2 separate regions of the Homo sapiens genome follow, and region 1 is linked to region 2. A link is a contact called in ENCODE Hi-C data. All regions are on one chromosome and are shown on one strand. The core of a region is the stretch at or near the end of the contact, and the rest is flanking DNA. Distances in the headings are between cores, read along the strand shown.

Region 1 (4,124 bases), core at 1,046-3,545, 120 kb after region 2:
CTATGCCATCATCTTCACTCAGCTGGAGTTCGGGGACGAGCCCTTCAACACCGTGGAGCTGTACAGTAAGTGTGCTGTGCGGGGCCCACGTAGGGAGCTGTGTGGTGCGTGGGCCACTCGGGGCCCACGTTGGGAGCTGTGTGGTGCGTGGGCCGCTTGGGGGCCGCGTGGGGAGCTGTGTGGTGAGTGGGCCGCTCGGGGGCCATGTGGGGAGCTGTGTGGTGAGTGGGCCGCTTGGGGCCACATGGGGAGCTGTGTGGTGAGTGGGCCGCTCGGGGGCCATGTGGGGAGCTGTGTGGTGGGTGGGCCGCACAGGACCACATGCAGGCCAAGTTCCCCCACCTTGAGGCTCGCTGCACTGGAGGTGGCTTTGGAAGGACCGGGGCCAGCATCCCAGGGCAGGTGGCCTCCTTCCTGACCCTTCCCAGCCCCTCCCCGGCCCCTCCCCAGCTCTCAGAGGTTGCTTCCCCCTGCACTGCCCTGGTGCCCCCAGGTCTGACGGAGACAGCCAGCCAGGAGGCCATGGGGCTCTTCACCAAGTGGAGCAGGAGCCTGGGCTTCCTGTCACAGTAGCAGGCCCAGCTGCAGAAGGACCGTGAGTGTCCACCGGAGCAGCCTCGGGGGAGGCTTGGGGCAAGTTCTGGAGCCCACAGGGCGTGATGGGGTGACAGAGACCCTGGGGTTGATTCTGGCTTCTGCCTGACTCAGTCGCCCTGAAGGAGTCAGGCAGGCTGAGGGGGTCTTCACCTGCCCCTGCCCAAAGTCAGGCCTGGGGGTCTTGTCCCCACGGCAGGCGAGTCTTGTGGGTGGGGCCCTGGGGTGCTGGGGGGCTCAGTCCTTTTTCACAGCCAGTCTTGCCTCCCCTTCTAGTCACCTGTGCTCACAAGATCCTTCTGGTAAGCCGCCATCCTGAGCCTCACCCTGGGCTCTCTTGGGGGAAGGGGGTGGGGGAGGCCACCCTACGCACAGTGGGTGGGAGGACCCTCTGCCCAAGCCCACGGGGTTCATGGCTCCACTGTCTCTAAGGCAGCTGAGGGTGTGGAGGAGCCTCCATGGTGGGCTGGGCCCCCTCACACTCCTCTTGGTTTTCAGTGAGTGCTGCGTCCCCAGTAGGGATGGCGCCCACAGGGTCCTGTGACCTCGGCCAGTGTCCACCCACCTCGCTCAGCGGCTCCCGGGGCCCAGCACCAGCTCAGAATAAAGCGATTCCACAGCAAACCAAGGATGCTTTTGACTGGGGGCCAGCCGGGGAATTGCGGGGAGGATGGCGGGGGTCGTCACCAAGGGCCAAGCCACAGAACCATAGAGCCAGCTGCAAAGAAGACGCGTGCCCAACCCAGTCCCTTGCCAGAGCCCCTCTGGGTCTTCAGACACCCAAACTCAGGCCCGGGCTCAGAGGCGGGGGCTGGTCAGAGGACACAGCCTGGGAGGAAGCCAGCAGTGAGCTCCACCAGGACCGCAGCTGGGGTGCCAGAGGCTCCAAGGACTGCCCAGGACAAGAGAGAGGTGGCTGGTGGGGCTCAGAGCAGCCCCTGACTCCCCAGGCTCAGGCTTCTCTGGGCTGGGGTTGTGTCTCTTGCCTGGGCAGGGGCAGGGACCCCAGACACCTGAGCCTGCAGGTCCTCCTGTGTTCTGATGGGTGTGGGGGGCTGCGCTGCCTGCCGTCCTGGGAGAAGCACAGGCCATGGGGGTCTCGGGGCTGGATGGGGGGCTGGGGACTGTGTGAGGCTCATGCTGGAGTGAGGCGAGGTGCACACAGATGCCTTGACCTGCAAGGCTGGGCATGCACACGCATGCACATGTGAGCACACACCCACACATGCACACACACACATTCATGGGCACGGGCACACAGCCCCGGCCCGCCCTTCGGCACCTGCTCAGGTGCTTGGTGCCAGGCCCTCAAGAAGGTGGTGGGGGCTGTGTGTGTGGCTGCCGCGCAGAGCTCACCATGTCCACATCTGCCCCAGAAGGGCCACGACCAGCCCTTTGCCTGTCACCTGGGAGGTCTAGGATGAGGGCCAGGGCTTAATGAGTCTCAGGGGCACACACAGTGACCCCAGGCCGGGCACTGAGGGCAGGAGGGTCCTGGGGCCTCAGAGGGGCCTCTGTCTGCCAGGGCAGCCCAGGCCAGCAGTGACCACCAGGTGGGGCAGTGCCGGCTTCCCTGGAGTGTCTGGGGGTGGTCCCTGGGCGGGGAGAGGGTAGCAGAGCCCAAGGCCACACCTGTTGCCTCCCTCCGCTCCCTCCCCTCCCTCCTCTCCCGACACAGGCTGGCGGCTCCAGAGAGGTTTAAACACTGGCCTTGGCGGCTGAGGGAGGAGGGTGAAGATGAGGCAGGGGCTGCTGGTGCTGGCGCTGGTGCTGGTGCTGGTGCTAGTGCTGGCTGCAGGGTCCCAGGTGCAGGAGTGGTACCCCAGGGAGTCCCACGCCCTCAACTGGAACAAGGTGAGCCATGTGCCACTGGTCCCTGAGCCGGGCGCCGGCTCTGGAGCTGGAGCAGGCTCCTGCACAGTCTCCCGGCAGCCGCCCAGGAGCAGGGCTACCAGCAGTTCCAGGCACGGGCGCTGCCCACCTGGCCTCTCCCACTGCAGCCTCCAGCACAGGGGCCCCGCAAGTTGCAGGGCAAAGGCAGGGAGCCTCGAGGGGGTTCGGGGGCCCAGGGGGGTCAGGGAGGGCCAGGGTGGAGGGGCCCAGAGAGCTGTGGCCGAGGAGGTCGGGAGACGCCCAGAGTGCAGAGTGGGTGTGGAGCAAGCGGGGCATATTCTGTAGCGGGAGGGCCCGGGCACCTGCTGAGTGAGCCGTGGGAGCAGCACTCATTGGCACGGCGGTGCCCAGGGCGCTAGGGTTGGCAGCAGGCAGAGTTGGGGGCCGGGGGCCGGCAGGAAGGGAAGTGGCCGAGCAGTACCCAGCCCCCAGGAGGCCATGTGGGAAGGAGCCGGGGCCTCTGAGGTAGGGGGCCTCCCACCTGCTGGCGCCCACAGCCCAGCCCTTTGCTGCCTGGGGTCCCTGACCAGCCGGGCACCTGCTTCTCTGCAGCCCTGCTCCAGTGGCCAGGGCTTGAGTGGCCGGGACCGAGGCGGCACCTGGGCGGAGCTGGGACTCCGGCTCACAGAAGGGTCATTTGTCTCCTGGGTTCTCTAGCTGGGAACCTCGGGGGTGGGGACAGCCCCCGGTGGCAGCTCCTGTCCCCGCCCACACATCCGCTGCGCAGTTTTCAGGGTTCTGGTACATTCTGGCCACTGCCACTGATGCCCAGGGATTCTTGCCGGCCAGGGACAAGAGGAAGCTGGGGGCGTCCGTGGTAAAGGTGAACAAAGTGGGCCAGCTCCGCGTGCTCCTCGCCTTCAGACGGTGAGTGGGCAGCGCCCCCCAGGCAAGGGTCTCCCCTTCCAGGAGGAGGGAGCTGCCTCGGGGCTGGAAAGGAGTCTGGGAGGAGCCTGTCTGTCTGGAAGTTCCACAAGAACCGTCCCCCCACTTCCTCCCCCTAAACTCAGAGGAAGCCACCTGCAGCCCCTGGGACCCCACATGGGTGGGTGTTGGGAGGAAGCTGCCTGCAGACCTTGGGACCCCACATGGGTAGGTGTTGGGAGGAAGCCGCTTGCAGCTCCTGGGCCCCACACGGGTGGGTGTTGGGAGTTTCTCTCGTGCCGTGGGACAGGCCCCAGTCCGAATTGGAAAATCCTCAAACCACAGAGCCTCAGATTGACACGAGTTGGATAGTGAAGCAAAAAACTGGGGACCTGGGGCCCCAACCTTCCCGGGTCCCACGGGAGCAGGGGCGGGACCGAGACGTGTGGGTGGGGCTCGGTGGCTGGCAGGCGGGAGGAGGGGTTCCCTGGTCTGCAGCCTGAGCCCCCGCCTTGGCCCCAGGTTGAAGGGGTGCCAGTCCCAGGAGGTGATCCTGAGGAAAGACGGGAAGAAGCCGGTGTTTGGGAACGCCTGTGCATACGCGGCGGGCCCGAGGGAAGGACAGGAGGGAGGTGTGCTTGGGCTCTGGGCCCTGGAGGAGCTGCGTGATATGCCTCTGACCCCCCTGTGCCTTGAGCAGGCCCCTTGTCCCCGAGAGCACGTGGCAGGCAGGCGTCAGGCTGGCTGTGTTCCCAGAGCCCACACGTCATGTG
Region 2 (4,472 bases), core at 1,973-4,472:
AAAAAAAAAAAAAAAGAAAAAAAAAAGAAAAAGAAAAGAAAAAGAAAACTGAAGACAGGGATAGTCTTGAAAGAGCCAGAGGACATGCCACATTGTCACATAACCTGCTGGGGAACCAGGACACAAATGACTGATCACTGATTCTCACTGGCAAGGATGGAAGTTGGAAGACAATGGGATGACGTTTATACAATAGTGTATCCTTCAAACACAAGGGCAAAATAGAGACATTTTCAGTTAAATGAAAGATGAAACTACAGCAGATGGTACTAAAAGGACCGAAGAAAGGCTGGAGGGAAATTATGCCAGAGAGACACTAAGATCTGCAGATGGAAATGAAGAGACTTTTTTTCTCCAGAAGTCTTTGGAATTGTCTTTTCTCCATGCATGAAGCTAAATGGATAACTGGTAGACAGACTGGTGCAACATCTCCAGTGAGATACGAGAGGCTCACCAGACCCCCCAAAGCTGCTTCTTTGTATCAGCTGCTTTCCTCTGGGCCCGAAGTCGGAAGAATCCAGGAATAGGAGGGAGTGCAAACAAACGACCCCGGAGTGGGACGGACGGAGTGGGATGGAGTGGGACGGAGTGGGCAGTGAGGACAGCCTCACACAGACACCTGTATCCATCATGCCTTGGTGCAGGGAGTGCCAAGGACAGGGCACAAGTGACTTGTGGCATCAGGCCTGGACTCCCGATGGAGGGCCAGATGGGACAACGGCTGTCTTGGTGGACACCTGCAGAGGACAGCTAGATGTAGCTGTCCCCTCTCTCTCAGCCCAGGCTCACTACGGAGCTAGCTGAGCCCCACTTGCATGGGTCTCCCAGGCTCTGAAAAGGGCCTCCCAATGCGTTCATGAGATCAGGTGTTGGTTAAGTTTGTCATGTTAGGAGGCCTGAACTGCAGTGTTAACAAGGCTGCCTCTTTCCAGGCCAACTCCACCTTCATCACAATCTTCCTGGGGGCTGGTGGCACTGGAGTGACGATAAGCATTTTTGGCACACAACAAAGGGGGACTTGAGTGGAGATACATCCAGTCAGAGTTTATGGGATATTTTCTTTTTCTTTCTTTCTTTTTTTTGTTTTTCTGAGACAGCAGAGTCTTGCTCTGTCCCTAGGCTGGAGTGCAATGGTGCGGTGTCGTCGACTCACTGCAACCTCCGCCTCCCGGTTCAAGCAATTCTCCTGCCTCAGCCTCCTGAGTAGCTGGGACTACAGGCACGCACCACCATGCCCAGCTGATTTTTGTATTTTTAATAGAGACAGGGTTTCACCGTGTTGGCCAGGATGATCTCGATCTCTCAACCTCGTGATCCATCCGCCTCGGCCTTCCAAAGTGCTGGGATTACAGAAGTGAGCCACTGCGCCCGGCCACAAGAGATTATTTTCATTCAGTGGAAGCACATCCTTGCTGGCCGGCTGAGGCTGTTGAGTCCTTAGCCGAACGGAGCTTGGTGCTGGAAGTCGGCGGGAAACAGAGAAGCAAGGTTTGTATGGACGGAGCCATCAGTGTGTCCCCAAGGTTCTTCCAATCATCCGGTGTGAAAAACGGTAAGCAGAAGACTCAACTTCCCACTGCCTGGTTAGAATTACAGTTGTCTCCTCCGCGGAGTGCATTTGCTAATGCAGCATTTCCAATTTAATACAGCATTTATGTATGTTTTCTTTTTGGATGGAGACTGCATTTATCAGGTTCCTTGTTTGTGGAGCATCTATTCAAAGCCCGGAAGTCAATACTATGATTAGGGCCTGCGGTGGCTCAAGCCTGTAATCCCAGGCTTTGGGAGGCCGAGGCGGGAGGATCACGCGAGCTCAGGAGTTCCAGACCGACGAGCCAGGGCGGCACGGAGACCCCATCTCTACCCCACAAAATACAAAAATTAGCCAGGCGTGGGGGCCGCGCCTATAGTCCCATCGCTTGAGCGCAGGACGTCGAGGCTGCAGTGAGCTGAGATCTCAATGTTGTGCTCCAGCGTGGGCCACAGAGTGAGACCCTGTCTATAAAAATAAAAATCCTAAAAAAGTTGTTCAATGATAATGTATAATGACCTTTCTCATTATACAAAACGGCTGGAAAATAGGGTATTACAGAATTATTGTCATATAACATATACACTTTATACATTACAGAAAATAAACATCATGCAAAACCATTCATTTTTGCAACCGATGTTTTCACAGTTTTCCATTCTTTTTCTTTTTTTTTGAAACGCAGTTTCATTCTTGTTGCCCAGGCTGGAGTGCAATAGCGCGATCTCGGCTCACCGCAACCTCCGCCTCCCGGGTTCAACTGATTCTTCTGCCTCAGCCTCCCCGAGTAGCTGAGATTACAGGTGCCCGCCACCACGTCCGGCTAATTTTGTATTTTTAGTAGAGACGGGGTTTCTCCATGTTGGTCAGGCTGGTCTCGAACTCCCGACCTCAGGTGATACGCCCGCCTCGGCCTCCCAAAGTTCTGGGACTACAGGCGTGAACCACCGTGCCCGGCTTGCGTTCTTTTTCTTAAAGAGTCCCACCTGCGGATCACGAGATCAGGAGATCGAGACCATCCTGGCCCGTCTCTACTAAAAATAAAATAAAATAAAATAAATAAATTAGCCGGGCGTGGTGGCTGGCGCCTGTAGTCCCAGGTACTCGGGAGGCTGAGGCAGGAGAATGGCATGAACCCGGGAGACGGAGTGAGCCGAGATCGCGCCACGGCACCCAGCCTGGGCGATAGAGCAAGACTCCATCTCAAAAAATAAAAGTTAAAAAAAAAAAAGTGTCCCACCCCACGCTGCGTTTCGGGCCCCACGGCCCTGGTCCTCGAGCGCAGGTCCCAGCCGCGCAGGCGGCAAAACAAAGGGGGGCGGCCGCACGGCTAGAGCGGAGACCCCGCGCCCCCTCCGCCCGCGTGGCCCGGCCGGGGTGCGGGGCCCGGGGAGGCACGGGGGCTGCGCGTCGGGGCGCAGCCGCCGCCCGCGTGTGCTCGGAGGCCGCGGGGCCCGGGCTCCGGGGTCCTCCCGACCTGCAGCCCCAGCGGCTACCGCGCCTCGCCAGGCCAGGCCAGGCCCCGACGTCGCCTTCCCTACGTCGCCGGCGCCCGGCCACGACGTCCCTCAGACGAGCCGAACGCCGAATGGCCCCGAGCACGGGAAGTGCCCGCCCCCCGCGTGCAGCCAGCCAATGGGACGCCGAAAGCGGGGAGGTGCCGAGGGGACGTAGCGTCGCCGCGCCAGGTCTCTAGCAGCTGCCGCTGAGCCGCCGGACGGACGCTCGTCTTCGCCCGCCATGGCCGAGAGCGACTGGGACACGGTGACGGTGCTGCGCAAGAAGGGCCCTACGGCCGCCCAGGCCAAATCCAAGCAGGTGCTTTGCTGACTGAGGAGCGGCCGGGCCGGGCGGGGCGGACGCTGGGCCGGGGCCACGGACCGTGGGGCAGGGGGCTCGGGGAAGGGCAGGCGGGGCCTGGGACAGGGCGCAGGGGACGGGGACAAGGCTGGGGTGCCGGGGGCAGGACGGGGTTCGAAGGGCGGGGCGAATCGCAGGGGTAGGAGGACCGGGCCAGGACAGGGGTGGGAAGGTGGGGGGCGGACCCAGGAGGGGATGGACGGACCCAGGAGGCAGGGGGCGGGCGACTGGAGGAGGAGAGGAGCAGGGAACCGGACGGGGCAAGGGGCAGGCGATAGGGCCGGGACCAGTGCCAGGGTGGGGCGGGGAGGGGATAGGGGCAGGGACTGTTGGTGGGGACAGGTGTGAGGACAGAGGCAGGAGGTGGGGACGGGGACGGGGACAAGGCTGGGGGCCTTGTGTGAGGATAGGGGACAGAGAACCAGGGTGGGCACTGGGAACGGGGGCAGGGATGGAGATGGGGACAGGGCTTGGAAGAACAGGGTAGAGTGGGGTACAGGGCTTAGGACAGGGGTGGGGACTGGGGCAAGCAGCAGGAACCAGCGATGAAGGTGGGGAATTGGGGTTGGGATAGGGCTGGGGGCCATTGGACAGCAGTTGAGGGCCTGGGGCGGGAGACTGGGTGACGGGGCAGAGGTTAGTGACCTGAGTGGGAGCTGGGGACAGGGGGTAGGCTCCTCCCTGAGAGTTTTCTCTCTGCCTGGGACCTGCTTGGTTCTACTGGTCTCCGCTGGTCAGATACTGCCCAGGGAGCCTGCCTGGGTGCATCACAGGCTGTAGAGAGTGCCTGCTTCAGGGGACCCCATGAGCAGGTGGACCCTGTTGCACAGGTGGAAGATGGGCGTGCCCTGAACAGTACTTGTGGAAGGAGATTACCAATGTGGCTGATGGATCCGAGGGTCAGTTGTGAGTCTGATGTAATAGGGAGGACAGTTTAGTCACCGCCTCTGCCTCATTCGTACCCTCAGGTGGCCTAGGGCTGAAGCCTTTGAGGCCAGTTGGGCCAGGATGCGCTGGGGCTCTGGTGACAGGGATTCATTGGTCTGCCCTACCCTTACTGGTTGCACAGTCAAAACCAAAT

Evidence for each region. A loop is a pair of places that touch in the nucleus more often than their neighbours do. Pooled maps may share reads with other maps.
Region 1: a pooled map shows a loop between it and region 2 (2.4-fold over the local background). The contact joins the promoter of LCN10 here to the promoter of EDF1 in region 2. A Hi-C loop is called at or near these places in 1 of 50 pooled maps.

The regions. Positions count from the first base shown.
Region 1 is chr9:136,741,111-136,745,234 of GRCh38, reverse strand. LCN10 (lipocalin 10) reads left to right here and starts at 2,295. Exons shown (of 6, transcript NM_001001712.3): 1 at 2,295-2,448; 2 at 3,215-3,354; 3 at 3,874-3,983. The coding sequence starts at 2,332. It overlaps LCN6 (lipocalin 6), which reads left to right. Exons shown (of 7, transcript NM_198946.3): 4 at 1-65; 5 at 494-595; 6 at 871-896; 7 at 1,093-1,218. The coding sequence ends at 573. RefSeq lists a silencer at 2,791-2,890.
Region 2 is chr9:136,865,058-136,869,529 of GRCh38, reverse strand. It overlaps EDF1 (endothelial differentiation related factor 1), which reads left to right and starts at 3,222. Exons shown (of 5, transcript NM_003792.4): 1 at 3,222-3,349. The coding sequence starts at 3,272. RefSeq lists silencers at 2,921-3,230, 3,331-3,520.